Linked DNA regions of Homo sapiens: region 2 is linked to region 1. The links are chromatin loops, found by intact Hi-C in ENCODE. Cell type or tissue: PC-3. All regions are shown on one strand.

Evidence for each region. A loop is a pair of places that touch in the nucleus more often than their neighbours do. Peaks named below come from ENCODE experiments on the same cell type or tissue, not always from the same donor. Only the 100,000 strongest peaks of a DNase experiment are listed, where the experiment ranks them.
Region 2: a loop joins it to region 1, with 7 times the contacts of the local background. A loop is called at or near these places in 2 of 110 quality-filtered maps.

The regions. Positions count from the first base shown.
Region 1 is chr17:48,329,394-48,331,893 of GRCh38, forward strand. All of the region lies in intron 4 of SKAP1 (src kinase associated phosphoprotein 1), which reads right to left. Among named protein-coding and RNA genes, the nearest start is that of SKAP1-AS2, 36 kb to the left of the region's middle. In PC-3, no CTCF peak of the experiment used is centred here; a DNase peak (open chromatin) is centred at 1,208.
Region 2 is chr17:48,180,716-48,183,215 of GRCh38, forward strand. SKAP1 (src kinase associated phosphoprotein 1) reads right to left here. Exons shown (of 13, transcript NM_003726.4): 8 at 1,679-1,742. Among named protein-coding and RNA genes, the nearest start is that of MIR1203, 25 kb to the left of the region's middle. In PC-3, a CTCF peak has its summit at 1,124 (motif pointing right); a DNase peak (open chromatin) is centred at 1,136.

The DNA.
Region 1 (2,500 bases):
CAAAAATCTGGAGGAGTAACAATCAACGTGGCTGGGCGCGGTGGCTCACGCCTATAATCCCAGAACTTTGGGAGGCCAAGGCGGGAGGATCACTTGAAGTCAGGAGTTCGAGATCAGCCTGGCCAACATGGTGAAACCCTGTCTCTACTAAAAAAATACAAAAATTAGCCGGGCGTGGCGGCAGGCGCCTGTAATCCCAGCTACTTGGGAGGCTGAGGCAGGAGAATCGCTTGAACCCGGGAGGCGGAGGTTGCAGTGAGCCGAGATCGGGCCATTGCACTCCAGCCTGGGGGACAAGAGAGAGACTTTGTCTAAAAAAAACAAAAAAACAAAAAACAATCAATGCTACTTCCTTTTCTGTGAGGCAGTGTGGCATACTAGAAATAATATGGGTTTTGGAACTACAGAGACTTGATCAAATCCTGCCTCTGCCCCCTTATTAGTGGAGGAACTTGGGCAGGTTAATTTTTCTGATACTCGAATTTCTTCATCTGTGATAAGGAAATGATAATACCTACAATGCACAGTAGTAATGATGATTAGAGGTAATGTGTGTAAATACTATGTCTGGCATGTGGTAGGCATTCAATAAATTTATTATAGAAAGCAGGTACTATTAATTCACCTTATAGAGTGCCATGCATTCAGCATAGTTATGTGCTAAGTAAGTGGTTGCTGTTGTTGGTAATGAAGGCCAGGCTAATAAATCTTTTGCAGGATGGTAGTATTTATGCTTTTGTTTAAACACTTCTCCCTGTACAGGGCTTTCTCTTGTACTCCTAGAATGCAGGTAAACTTAAGTTTTTCTCTATGGTATTATCGATTCCAGTTAATTATTTTTTTAATTTAAAAGTTTTAAAAATTTTATATGAGAGGGGAAAAAATTGAGTATTCACAATTCATCAGAAAGCCTTTAATTTACCATTATTTGGGAGTTTTTACTATTATAAAGACATTTATGGAGTGGTATGTGGATTGGAACTGCAGATTGGCATAAAGGACTGCTACTATCACTGTCACCAACAAAGGTTGCAGCTTAAAATTTTGCCTGGACAGCAAGTCTAAAATTTCTGCCATCAGAGCATAATCCAAGTCACAACTCTAAAAAGAAAAACCAAAACCAAACAAACCACCAGAGGTTAAACATATGCATGAGACATTGGAAGGCTGGGGGAAGGAGAAGGGAAGCATTCTGCAACCCGCCCTCTTCATTCATGCTGCCAGAAGGGCAAATAAGAATTGTGTCCCTCTTGCTTCTGGCAGTTGGCACACCCTAAGTGACAGCACATTTCAAGAAGCTGTTTTATTTGCTTGAGTTGTCTCGTTCTTTCAACTGCTATAGTGTTGTGGGTCCTGCTAAAATATCTTTGGGGGTGTGGGTGAAGAGTGGCGAATCACAAATTTAGTAGCCAGTTTTTCCCCAGGGGGCGGAAAAAAAAAAACAAAGAGTGACCAAGTAACCAAGTAAAGAGAGCTATGAGTTCAATAACCAGGATTATCCCATGGCAAGGATTCTGTTATCGTTGAGCATGATTCCTTTATCTCTCAGAGACAATCAACCTTCAGCCAGAGGAGTGTAACCTTAAAACCTCATAACTCAATTTAACATAGTGTTAAAGTTTGGGGGGATATTTATCAGTGCTGAGGCTGATATAATCAGTCTGAGGGACCCTAGAACAAAGAGCAGTGGGTGAAGAACATGTCACCTCCGTGCACATTCGTTTCCTTGATGAACAAGGGGCTATTAGCTGCAGAGAAAGCATTATCTAGGTGAAGAATGATGCCGATTGTTTTAGCTACTTCTTTTGAAATTGTGGAATAGAACACAGAATCTTAGTGAGTTAAGGGAGCAGTTTTTGTTAATATGATGTGGATTTTTTAAAAAAAAATAAGTTTAATTTGGCAGAATATATAGACACATTCTTCTATAGCAACCAGGAATTAATTTGAAACATACATCTCTTTTAACCTCTGCTCTTAGGCTCTTACCTCATTAAATCAAAAAGTTTAAAGATAATCACATAGGCTGGGCGTGGTGGCTCACACCTGTAATCACAGCACTTTGGGAGGCCAAGGTGGGCGGATCACCTGAGGTCGGGAGTTGGAGACCAGCCTGACCAACATGGAGATATCCCGTCTCTACTAAAAATACAAAATTAGCCGGGCGTGGTGGCGCATGCCTGTAATCTCAGCTACTCAAAAGGCTGAGGCAGGAGAACCGCTTGAACCCGGGAGGCGGAGGTTGCTGTGATCTGAGATCGCGCCATTGTACTCCAGCCTGGTAAAAAGAGCGAAACTCCGTCTCAAGGAAAAAAAAAAAAAGATAATCATATAAGGCTTTTAAAAAATCTAGTTTTCATGCAAAATACTAGCTTTCATGCAAAATTTAAGAAGAAAGGCCATATATGGCTTTTTTAGTAATAAGCTAGTTAATAAAGCATCTAAGGAAGGAGAAAATATGTTCATTGAACATCTGACTTTTTAAAGGGCTAGGCATCAT
Region 2 (2,500 bases), 150 kb before region 1:
TTTCACTGCAGAATTTCAGACAAGTTTGTTCGCAGAGAAAAAAATGGGCAACAGTGGAAGATAAAAAGAAACGGGGTATGGAAAAATATAACAGTAATACAAGACCAAATGGAATGGCTGAACAATGCAGTTACCATGTCCTTTTGCAACTGCACAGTCTAGCTGACCTTAAAGTGGGTCACTGCATAGAAGGTGTTGAGCCATTACAGCACTGGGGAGCACCAGGGCAGGGGAGGGAGATTGGTTTTTTATTTTAATGGGGAACTGAGAATGTTCATTCTCTGATGTGTACTACAGAGTGCTCTCTGAAACCCTGCTGAGGGCCCTCTGCAGGATGGGTGAGTGCAGTCAGCATACTCTGGGGAAGGAAAGGATGGAGAGACGTCCAACTTTCATTTCAAAATGCAATAAAATTGTTTGGCTTGATTAGCCTTTTAATAAAGATTTTGCAACAATTTTCATCTGAATTTTGGTGCCACCACATACGAGGAAAAGATCAAAAACACATTTGTGGCTTAAACCATATGTTATTATTTTGTTTTAAAATAAAATGGAATGAATAATTTCTTCAATGTGGGATTCTGAAAGTACCACAGGGTACAGCTCAATAAAGCTGCTTTGAGTTTTATTGAGGTTTACACACTTAGGGGTATATTACACGCATAAATCCAAGGCACCTAGATGAGAGTGTACCCTGTAGTCTCGCCATCAATGTTCATGTTTGCCTAGTTCCAGTCTATTATACGTGACGCTGTTGGTAGATGCAATAGTTTGCTTTTGTGATAGCAAAGGCATAACTGAGTAAAACAGGCAATTCTTGTAATTAAAGCACTGGTGCTTCCTTCTTTTTATCCACAATAAAATCTTATAGCAGAATAAAAATCTGAGATGAAAAGGCTTTGCGTTTTTAGCTTGACGTGTGTCTTTCTAGGTCTTGGGCCATGTATAAAGTTGGTGTTTCTGCCTTTCTGCAGAACAGAGGTAGGGTCCTGCCATGATGGTAGGTGACAATTATATAATACCGAGTGACTAACTCAAGGTTGGCTTATTCTACCTGACAGACCACTCCCAGATAAGGCTTCCCTGGCCATTGTTTCTGCTTTGCCTACAGGCTGGCCAGCAGAGGGTACTCTAAGAGCAGTCATTTACCATCTTCAGGCAGGACTCTTCCCATCCCAAAGCAAGGAACATCTTATTGTGGCTTGGGAAATAACAGTTTGTTTTTAATGTCCAATGTCCCTGAAGACCATCTAGATTGGTTTAGATTTCTACTTCCTCCTAAGACTAAAATAAGGAGATTTTGAACCTCAATTGCAACTAGATGACTTTAAGTTGGATATTATGAATTTCCTTTCCAGAATATAAGGGGTTAGGAGACACCGAATTGGGCTGAGCTGATTTTTAGAATCTCCTTTTCTAGTGATTTTGAATATTACAGACTTGCCTGTAGGTAGGTGGATGAGCTATGATACCAGAGGTCCTCCCAAGGTTGATACTGTCTTTATCTTCTCATTCACACATAGTACTATTTGTTGTTGTAATATGGGGAATGTGGTAGGAAAGGTAGAGGTGAGAAAGGGCAGAAAAAATACATACTGAAGTCTGTAGATTATATTTATGCAACATAACTTCAACTGCAAATCAACTCAAGTATTATTTCTGTAACAATGACACTTACCCTTTAACAAGAAACTTATTTGATCCACCCAGTCTCTGGCTTCTGCTGGACTAGTAGCTGTAAACTAGAGAAAAATCAGTGAATTAATTTATCACTGTCACTAAAATTTCCATGAATCTTGACAGGGATGTCCAAGGGGGAGGAACCACTGAGTTTCAGAGTCAAGTTTAAAGCTCAGGATTCTCTGCCTGCTTAACATATAGAAAAAAGACCAAATATTTCACTCAAACTGATTTTTTCCTTCTGCAATTTTGCATACCCAGAGATGACAGCTCTTTGAGTCTAGACATTCATGTCCTTGTGCATTCTTTCATTTGATTATCTATTCCTTCATCAGACATTTATTTGAGAAAAGTTTACAAGAAAAAGAAGCAAACCAACCCACACACATGAAACGGGAACACTAAAAGGAGGCACATTTTGTAACAACCGGATATCAAGAGGAGACAGGGAGCACCTGTTGTTGCCTAGAGTAGGTCAGAGTGGCTTGCTGAAATAATACCATTTTGGCTGGATTTTAAAGAAGAGTTGGTGGAAACTGGTGGACAGAGTTGGACATTTTAGGTAGGCAGGCCTATGTGCAAAAGAACAGGAATGAGAACATGACTTACGGGGAAGCCTGGCAGATCAGCTTGACTGAAGAACAATAACAGATGAAGTTGGAGAGTTGAGGGTCAGAGAAGAGTCGGTAAAAGGGCTCTGAGTACTAGGAGTTCAGAGTTAAAATGCAGGCAACAGGAAGCCACTATCAGCTCTAGCAAAAGGAGTGGGGGATTCTTTCAATAGTAGTGAGTAGGAAGGATTGGAATAGAGAAATCTGGA